2 separate regions of the Homo sapiens genome follow, and region 1 is linked to region 2. Evidence: chromatin loops called from intact Hi-C (ENCODE). Cell type or tissue: PC-9. All regions are shown on one strand. Links, peaks and the distances in the headings refer to the core of each region. The heading gives the core; the rest is flanking DNA.

Region 1 (5,389 bases), core at 213-5,212, 51 kb after region 2:
GCCCTTGACTCAGTTGCTTAATTCTAGTCTAGTTAACCTTGACTAGGGACAGGTCACTCTGGTCTGAAAAATGACTACTTAGGCCACCGGCAGTAGAGGCTCCAGAATTTTTACACAGGAAGGCTCCTGCTCTTGATATTCTAGAAGATTCTTCTTTCTTTGCAGTAACTTTCTTGTCATCTGAGCTGGCTTGAGTGGGTGTTTATTCCTTAAGACCACAAAAGTCTAAGTTAATACCAATGTGTGAGAGAGGAAGAATAATGCTCTCTAGTAAACTATCTCATGGGGATGGTCATGACCTGCCCCCAAATAACAGGCAGTCTGTGGGAAGTCCTTGAGTGGCAATGTTGGAAAAGGTGCAGTGTTCATTAGTGTTCATTGTTTGATACCTTACATACGCACACACACACACCCCATTTTATTAGTCATGAACCCAGCATCTTTAAGTTTTTTTAAGACACAAAAACCATCGCAATGTTCCACGGTTACACTAACATATTACTAGTTAAAGAGATATGTTTCTGGAATAAGAAAAATCAACCAAAAACAATAAAAACTTGGTTTCAAATTGTGTGTGTGTGTGTGAGAGAGAGAGAGTGTGTGTGTGTGTGTGTGTGTGTGGTGTGTGTGTATAGAGACAGGGTCTCCCAGGCTGGAGTGCACTGGCATGTGCAATCATGGCTCACTACAACCTCAACCTTGCAGGCTCAAGCGATCCTCCCGCCTCAGCCTCTTGAGTAGCTGGGACTATAAGTGAACACCACCACGCCTGGCTAATGTTTTACTGTTCGTGGTGACAGGGTCTCACTATATTGCCCAGGCTGGTCTCAAACTCCTGGCCTCAAGTCATCCTCCCACCTTGGCCTCCCAAAGTGCTGGGATTACTCACCTGGTCTCAAATTTGACTAATCATATCACTCACACAGCTCACTTATGTTTCTGAATCTCAGATACCTCATCATTAGAAGGTGATTAGTAATACATTTCTCTCAGGGTTTTATGAATATTCAAATTAAAAAAACTATACTAAACATCCAGCATAATGTGTGGCACTTAGTAAGCGTTCAAAAAATGTCAGTTCCTATGCTCTAGTTTGACTTACTTTCTCCATAACTAATAAATCTATCCATTAATTAAAAACATTAATAATCTATTGTGGTTCTCTACCATTTTAAAAGCATGGGTTATGGAAGAAATAAATGACATGGACTCCACTTCTATGAAGTTTACAATTGAGTTAAGATGTCAAAAACAATCACAGAGAACAACACTATGAAACCTAACATATTTATATAATAAACTTTGGAGTTTTATAATACTGTTAAGAGAGAAATCTTTCAATTAAAGAATTTCTCAATCCCGCAATCTTAGCAAAAACTCTTTTCACTCCTTCATGTTCCCTTCTCATCTTGCTCCATATATACACATTTTAATAATTTTATATTTTGTTTTTAATTGCTTAACATTATGTAAAAATTCTTATTAATATACAAAATCATTTAATTTTAAATTATCAATTGAGCATAAATAGTATACTACACATGTCACAGTTTAATTCTTCCATTTTTAGACACTGAAGGAGTTTTTTCCCTTTACAAATAATGGTGCAATTAATTTTATTTTAATTTTTAATTTTTTGTTCCATTGCTTTTTTAATTGTGGTAAAATATGTAGCGTAATGCTTATAATTTTAACCATTTATGAGTATATAATTCAGTGACATTAAATTAATTCATAACATTACATAACTATTACCATTATCTACTCAAAATGTTTTCTTATTCCCAATAAATTCTGTACTCACTAAAAAACAGCTCCCCATTCATCCTTCCCCAAGCTCCTGGAAACCTCTATTCTACTTTCTGTATCTATGAATTTGCCTATTCCAGATACCCATATAAGTGGAATCATACAACATTTATCCTTCAATGTCTGATTTATTTCACTCAGCATGTTTTCAAAGTCCATCCATGTTTTAATGCTGCAATTAATTTGATTAGTGCAGGGGACATTCTGTAATTGCCTTTTTAAAAATTACAGATTTTATTCCTTTTTCCTGGAACCTATACTCCAGAAATAAAGTGTTAAAATATGAGCTTTGCTCTTGAAATATACTTATGTATATTAACTTTAACTTTAATATCCCTTATATGAATAAATCCAGATTTTATGTTTATGACTTTAGTATTTATCTGATTCTATTCAATCGCTTCCTGTGCCAAAAGTTTTTCTTTTTGTATCGGGTTTCAGAACTGTAGAAGGTTAGGGGCAAGAGAGATTGGTGAAGTGAGTAAGACAATAGGAAAGGCTCGGGAAGGAGGTGGGATTTAACCTGGGGCCTTGGAAATACACTAGGATAGGCCTCAGAGAAAAAGCAAAGTTTACACAGGACGAAAGAAAACAGTTTGAGAGAAAATATTAGGATGTCACGACAGATCAACCAAGCAGTGTGACTTCAGGCCTCTTTCGCTGAGAGCAGTAGAGCTGTTCCTGGGGATCCACTGGAATGAGTCTGATGAGACAAGAAGGGACATATCATGGAAGGACCTAAAAGCCAGACATAAAAATGGAAGCTTCCCCAACTGAAATTAATTCAGAGTCATCGTCATCAAATTAGATGACACCTTTAATGGACTTTCCAGTAAGTCTTTTCTGGGTGACTACAGACACCCGAATCCACCTGGAAGGATGAAGAGAGATCCTTTAATCCTTTCTTAATAGACCACTCAGCAGACATCAAATGGTCAGGTGCATGACAGAAATGGCCAGTGAAGAGGCCACCAGCACCAGCCCTGGACAGGTGACAAAGATTTCTAAAGGCTGTAACTCCAGTGACTAGTCCTCAGATTCAACACCCAAATAGGGTAAATCTGTATCCCTTTGTCAAGCTCACTGTGTCACCTGACCAAATCTAGTCAGAGGTAAGGTGCAGCACATATTTCTTCCACTGACCACAGTATAATATCCTGGATCCAGATGAACTTTTTTTGCACAGTATTTATTATTCTAATAAACCAAATGGAATGTTTAGAGATGACTGGAGCAATCTGATTGGCAAACTTACAGGGCATTAATTTTTCCAAGGTGACTGGTGCATAAAAAGTGAAACTATAGCACTCATGTAAACAATCCATCTGCCTCATTTCCCTCCCCCAGGCACCTCTAATTTTCAGCTTATATTAGCTGTAAGACGAGCTAATGTTTTTAGTGTAGAAAAATGGCATCATCCCAGACATAGAAATTACTTTAAGAAGGAAAAGCTCTGTAGCAATACACATTGTATAAATAGGCATCCATGAACAATGACTATTACATTGCAGCAGATAGGTGAGATCATGGTATGGGCAGTTGAGAAACTACTAACTTATTACAGGTATCAAAAGTTCCACTTTAGGTGAGAAAATTATGTGATAACTTTTGTCCATGAATATATATACTTTCGAACTAATCTCAAAGAAATGACTGTAACTCAACAATACAGTCTAATTGCCTCATTGTCTCAAAACAAGTCCCTCCTTGTGGGACTTTGAAAATTAGTGTGAATGATTGTCTTATAAAAGGAATTAGGTAACTAAGGTATGAAAGTAGGACTTGGAATGATGGAACCAGAACCAGGGTACAAGGGCTTTCCCAGGGGCCAGACCAGCAAACCAGGCAGGTGACCTCTAAGGTCAACTATTTCCAGATAATTACCTTATGTTTATCTTTGACAAATCTTGCTTTCAACTTCTTGTTGATATTATTAACTCTTTCTGTCAACTCTTTTTGTTTATCTCTGTCTTTGAACTCTTTCTTAGACCACAAAGAGAAAAAGTTTTCTGAAAATAGTTGAAACACAAACTCCGTAAGATATTAATGTTTTTAGTGGGGAGAGAGGAAAAGGAAGAGGAAGAAAAGGGAAAAAGAGCAAAGTCAAGGAAGAAGAGAATGAGAAAGAAAGAAAAAAAAGGGAGCATGTGAAAGAAAGAAAATACTAAGTGAAAAAGAGGAAAAGGGGAGGATGAAAGGCAAAGGAGATGGAGAAAAAGAGAATACACAGTTCTCTTTAGGACTATAAAGAGAATTATTCCAGAAGTGAAAGAATCAAAGCACTAGAGAGGAATATATTGGACTATTTTCCAGCTCCTCCTAAATTGCCTCTTGATTACTCAGTACCCAGTGGGTAATTTACAAGGCCCAATGGTATGCCTTGTATTCAAACAGACAAGAACTCTTCACAGTGTTTATCATGGATCCCTTTGGTGATTTGGTGAAACCTATAAGCCCTTCTCAGAAAAATGTTTCTAAGTGCATAAAATATATACACTTTTAAGTAAATAAAACATATAGGATTACAAAGAAAACTAATTTTATAGAAATATAGTTTCCAAAATAGCTTTGAATATTTGAAATATTAATGAATGTGCTTCTTAATGCATTAATGGCAAAATCTAGTGGTGGATCAACTACAATATTGTCAAAGTAGTGATGCGTATAAAGAATATTTAAAGGTACCTGGAACAACTGAAATGCAAGATTAACTATCTGATCTGTGGTTTAAAGTCCCAGGAACAGCTAATACTACTGTGGTTTTTTGCCCACAATCAAAATTGAAGGAAATAATCAATTTCAGTTAAAGGTTAGTGAAAATGGAGATGTGGCTTTCCTCTCATCTAAATTCATGGATCTGCTGACTGTGGAGGGTTGGGGGAGAGGGGCTGATGCTAACTAGGACAAGAACCTCCCACCCTGTTCTTATGTAAAGAATGAAACGACTTGAAGAGACAGCACCTCTTTTTTTAAAATAAATCTTTTAATCTAGGAGCAACATGAGATTCCACAAAATCATTCAGATCAAAGCTGCTGAGAAACCAACAATTCTGAAGAAATAAACAATTGCAGAAACAAGTAACATGAAGTGGCACTAATCACAAAGGCTTCTTAGAGAAGGCAAGTCCTTTCCAAGTTCCTAAAGAGGCACTAATATACTGGGGACACTGACAAATAGAAAAATTAAATATGAGCTTCACCTAACACTGCACATCAAGATAAGATCCAGACAAAATAGAGTTAATTATAAAACTATTTGAAAAACTAGAATAAATGATGCATATTTTTCTCGTTTTTAGTAATTGTTAAGACAGAGCAGGATAATATTTGAGGCCAATTATAACAGTAAAATATATAGCAATATATTTAGTGAGTAAGAGTACTGTCCACAACCCTGAGTTTGAATCTCATTTATGTCACTTCTATCTGTATTACTCTCTGTGCCTCAACTTCCTATCAGTGAAACGGAGATAACATTACCTACCCCACAGGGGGGTTACTGTAAAGCATAAATAAATACAGATTTAAAAGCTGTAGTAATAATAATGGAAACTTTTCAAAATCACTTATTAGCTACCAT
Region 2 (5,389 bases), core at 325-5,324:
CTCTACCATTAGTTGGGATGTTTTACAGCAAACAACACTGCATTAAAAGATGCTTATTTAGGGAGATTTAATTAAAGTGATTGGCATTATTATCATTATTGTTATTATTAAAATATTATGGAAGTTCCTAAATGCAGAATGAGAACTCCATGCCCCAGTGATTTTCATCTCCCAAAATAATAAAAGTTAAATCTAGCAGGAACTATTTGGCTTTATGATCTTGGAAGATACAGTGTTGCTTAATGTCTGCTGGATTCTTCCTTTGCCCTTCACTTTTCTCTACCTCTCCGTGATTTTTCTTTCTTCTCTACCTGAAAATAAACATTCTTTACCTTCAGGACTCTCATTTGCTGATCCTTGAGTCGTGATGGTGATGAGTAATGATGCCTCTGTGGCTCATTTCACTACAAGTACCAGTGCCATTGACTTGGCTTTTACTTTAAAAACTGGGAAGTGGGTAACAGACATCCACACTTCATGAAGCTGCTCTGTCTCAAATGCTTCCCATCAGACAGAGAGAAACAGAGCTTCCTTTCTTGGTGGAGAACATGAGCTATCTTTTATGCCTTCTCAGTTAATGAAGGGTCTTACTGTAAGAATAGCTTTTCCAGTCCATAAGCAAGATAACTCGTGAAAAAAATCTGCTAACATTTCTAAGAGATAAATATGAAACGCCCATCTTAAGTGACACAGAAACATCATCAAATAGTGTAGTGTTGCATCAAAGATATGTTCATAGGTCTAACAGTGAAATAACTGGTGTTATGACATGACAGCGAGGATTTTTCCCTCTGTTTTGTAAGAGCCTTCTCTCTCAGTTTTGTCCATGAGCTGAGAGCAAGGGCAGCTTTTCCAATAGAAAGTACATTTGGTTTCAATTCACTTTCATAACAACAGACACTAACTCTTAGGAAGATGGAGAACATTAAGCTCCATTGTTCAGGCTGAGGATGACTGACTTGGGTGGCAGAAAGCTAAACAGTCTCTTTTCTGAAGAAGAAAATGCCTACGGGTGTAGCAAATCTCATTCCCAAACAGCCCTTTTTTTTTTTTTTTTTTTAATGACACAGATATAAATGACAGTGAAGGAAAATTAAAGAATCATCTCAAATCATAGAACTGGGAAGGGACCTCAAGAAATCATCATCTGATTCAGCCTCCTCTAGAAAGTTTTGTTTCTTAAATAATTTTATAAACACCAAGGCATTGTTATTTAACAAGGTCTAAGGGCAGAGAAAAATATTTTATAAATTATTTTCGTAAGCTGCTTGTAGGGCCTTTTATTATCTTAAATAATGACTAAATGAATGAAATTCTTTGAGATTTGGCAGCTTTAAGATTGCAGAGGTTGTTAAGAGGTAGAAATAGGATCCATGTTGTGTCCCTTTGGCAAAAGAAAATACTCATGCCACTGGTTCATGTCCCAAACAACCAGAAACTCACTCTCCATCTTTCTAATTTTTCAGAAATAACCTGTCATGTACATTTCCTTTTCTCTCACTGACAGAAAAGAAGGCATATTGGATAAGCAAATATAATGGAAGAATTCTGATGTGCAAAATGTCCTAATAAAGGGTCCTTCAGGGCAAAAAATACTCAAGTTGGGAGTTATGTAATTCTATCCTTGATATTATTTAGAAAACAACAGGAGAAAATACCATCCACCGTACATTCCTCGAGAACCTCCAATCAAAGGCTCTAGCATGTTTCCTGGCTTCAGACTGGCTATAAATAAATTTAATAAGGACGAAAAAAAAATCACTGCATCATTTACAGTTCTCTCTCAACTCCAGCTGACAAAAATCCAGTCCAGATGTTTGTGTTGCAAGAACAACAGTAAGAGGGTGAGCCTCAATCGTGAATATGAAAGCCCAGAGAGGGTGAGTTTGAAGAGAAAGGGAGAGCTAGGTTGGCAAGGAGGGTGTGAACAAACTTGATTTGATACTAGCTTACAGAAACACAGTAATTAATTTATTTTGTGTATAAGAAATCCAGTTTATTAGCCTTTCCTCTGCCTCATCTCCCTTTTCAAAGCCACTGGAGTTTGGCTGGTGAAGCTTGAAATGGTTGTTCCATAACCTTTGCTTTTAAATTAAACAAATGACTTCAGATTTTGGAGCAGTTGTTGACTCAGGGGAAAGCATGCCATTAAAAGTGTGCCAGAGACAGATTTAATTGGTGCAAGTCCCAAAAACTGCTTGAAGTACAGGCTTCCCACATATAGATTTCAGGGAAATTACTCAAAGGCCGCACAGCTTTGTCAGAATTTGAGATGTGAAACAAGGCAGCTGAAAGACTCCATATCAAAAGGGTAAATTCAATTCAGGAGATATTAATCTGATTACCTAAGTAAGGCTGTGAATCGGATATGCTCCATTGTGTGCTCTCGTTCAACCTGGACAGCTGGAGGAGCCAATAGCTTCCTTTTCTCTGACATATAATTAAGTTTTAAGAGATGATCAGGTTACGGATACAAAGTTTTAAGAAATATATCATTCAGGAGTGGCATTTACAGTGCTCGCCTGTTGCAAGAGACATTGTTCACTTTATTTCCTTGAGCCACACTGGAGAGTGTGTGGATCAGGGCCTAGGGGCTTGGTGTTTGTGTTTCAGGCTACAATAAACGCCCTCTGTGCACCTGCCTGGAGGAAAAACCAGTCCAGCCGCCTCCCAAGACAAAAGCGCCCTGTATTAAGTGCTGAAAACCCAGACATGAACTGACCCTGTCAAATTCCAGATAGGGAAAAAAAAAAAAAATCAATATTTTCATCCAATCCAAGAGGAGCTGTCATGTAGGTTTCTGGATTTCCTTTCTCATCTGCACTAAGTCTGAGCAACAATGACCTGTCAACAGAAGTCATCTCCTTTCTCCTGAGTCTCCTCGTCTTTCTAGATTCCTTCCCTGATGGCACAACCCATTGCCTGGCATGCCATAATCTGCCCTCCAGAGGTCAACGCATTCTCCCACTCTTTCTCTACCAGGTCTTTCCCACTGGAATCTCACTTCGGCCATGCAAGTTCATCTTCTGAAAGAGAACATTACTAACTCATGTGTTTTCAACGAGTTTTCCAATACACACTTGTCACAAACTCTAGGTACATTTAGAATTGCAAGAATGTTTATTAGGCCAGAGGATCAAGGTTATATTTCTTCCATGCTCACTGTGGTTTCCAATGCAAATTGGTCAAAAGATATACTGGGTCACACATACCAATTTCAGATGACTTCCTCTGAGAGAGCTGTTCAGCTTGGGCTTGTTCTAATTCATGTCTAGAATTAATCATGCTTGTCTCAGCTGACCTGCACATTCTCATGGAGAAAAAAAATGATTTCTTACAAATATGAAACCCAGCTAGGTGAAGTTTCATTTGTGAATTTCACCAGAGGCATGGGCAACTTTAACCTAAGTCATGGGTAAATAAACTGAAAAGGACAAGGTGATTACCTGAACTTGAAAGTGCAAGTTGGTTACAGGACCAGAAAGTACTTGTGAATTGCAATCTCCTACTCCTCTAAGCCAACCCAAAATGGAGAGAGAAATTAATTAAATCATGATTTTGATAATTATTTAAAACTGCCATAGACAGTAAAGCTTTGGCTACAAACGTTTGTTAATATATTTGATGATGAATAACTAAACTTTCAAGGTTAACAGTTTTCTCAAGGTTCTTCAATAGCTCCTCCAAACTCTAGCCCAGAGGGGAGGGACGGATGTGGGAACCAAGATGATCAGCACAAGAAAGCCAGTTCCCCAACACGGCCCTTCCACTAGGATGTGCTCGATTGTTTGTGTCTGAAGAGAGGAGAGGAACCAAGCAGCATTTTACTTCATTTGGTGCTCATTAAACAGCTGGCCGAGAAAAACAGTCATCCACCACAGGTACTAAGCTACTTCAACCTATACCATGCTATGATGGCCAGCCTGGCAAGTTCTCAGTGGAACAGGGGACTGGTTAATAGCCTGCCACCTTGTAAGTGGGTCTAACTCAATGATGGAGGTGGTCTGCTGGCTGATATCCAGGCACTGCAGACACAGTGAGTCAGGACAGACCAACCAAGGGGCCCATCTTAGTTCTGCCCTGACATCCTAAGGCAGTGGTCCAAGCCTCCATCACAAAGATCATGATGATCTCTCCTTTCTGTGAATGCCTCTGATATTAAAAATCTGCTTCTCTCATCCTGGCAATTCATTAGATGCTGTACTACAGTGTGACTTCAACTGTTTCATGTCTGTGGGCCTCACGTTCTGGATTTTCCTTCTTTTTGTAACTTTTCTTGTCTTATGCACTGTAGTGCAATACATATAGCCAGTTTAGATGTAAAGTTTAGCTTCATTACAGTATGCAGGAATTCTAGGGTTCCAACCAGATAAAACTGAAAAACACTAGAATTAGCCTTTATGTTTGAGAGGGGAGAGGCCAAGCCTGATACCGTTCTTATGGCCTCCTGAAAATTCAGCAAGCATTTCACATTATAGATGCTTCATACTTAACGTGTAAATGAATGAACAATTGAATGAATGGACCCAGTGCTCAAATTTTGGTTTCAGTCTCACTCTACTTGGGACAGTAAAGAGTTCTGCAGTAAAAACAAGGAAGGGAGAAATTTGAACTATACCAAGTGGTGGGAATACATCACAATGACTCAACGGGATGTAGGGAAAAAATACTAGAACCCACTTCATATTTTAAAAATTCTATTTCTGGTGTGTTTTATATAACTTTATATAGTAGCACTATAGTTTTTGGCAGCAATTTTCCATACTTTGGGGCAATATGCTAAAAAATGATGGGTTATAGATTCAAAAGATTGCTGCTCTAGATATCCAATATAATAACAGTGACAAAAGAAATGTGACAAAATGCTCATAGATGGGTTGGTCCAGCCTTCTTCAAGAGGTGAACAGAGAAGCCTGTCTGAGGCTTGAACATACCAATTTGCTCACCGAAGACAGAATGTGACAGAAGAAGCAAACTGAAAGGCCTGCCAGCTTCACCTAATGCAAGCTCTTATGTGTATAGCTGAGGGAATTGAGGTCCAGGGAAGTTAAGTGCCTTGCTCAAAATAGTACAGATGGTTTGTGGCAAAGCTGGTCCTTGAATACAAGTCTCCCAATTCTAAATGCAGTGCTTCAGCTTCTGTTAAAACACACTGCTTTTCTACTGACTATCAGCATAGAGATTTCAGGGCACACATAAAGAAACAGCTGCACTTATAGTGATGCATGGAAACCTCTCAAATCTAACAATGACAGAAATATGTGATCATAAGCTCTAGCTGAGGTAGTTGTATGATCATCTTGAAGAGCTGAGTATGGTATACTGGTCAAGAGCACAGACTCTAGAGCAAGACTCTAGGTTTGAATGCCAACTAATTACTAGTTATGCG

Evidence for each region. Peaks named below come from ENCODE experiments on the same cell type or tissue, not always from the same donor. Only the 100,000 strongest peaks of a DNase experiment are listed, where the experiment ranks them.
Region 1: a loop joins it to region 2, with 3.0 times the contacts of the local background. A loop is called at or near these places in 15 of 110 quality-filtered maps.

The regions. Positions count from the first base shown.
Region 1 is chr14:68,253,640-68,259,028 of GRCh38, reverse strand. The region is part of intron 7 of RAD51B (RAD51 paralog B); the gene reads right to left. Among named protein-coding and RNA genes, the nearest start is that of RAD51B-AS1, 430 kb to the left of the region's middle. In PC-9, for the core only: no CTCF peak of the experiment used is centred there; a DNase peak (open chromatin) is centred at 3,058; H3K27ac peaks cover 2,569 bases.
Region 2 is chr14:68,304,376-68,309,764 of GRCh38, reverse strand. All of the region lies in intron 8 of RAD51B (RAD51 paralog B), which reads right to left. Among named protein-coding and RNA genes, the nearest start is that of RAD51B-AS1, 380 kb to the left of the region's middle. RefSeq lists enhancers at 478-547, 3,224-3,363. In PC-9, for the core only: no CTCF peak of the experiment used is centred there; DNase peaks (open chromatin) are centred at 2,574 and 3,194; H3K4me3 peaks cover 1,014 bases; H3K27ac peaks cover 4,725 bases.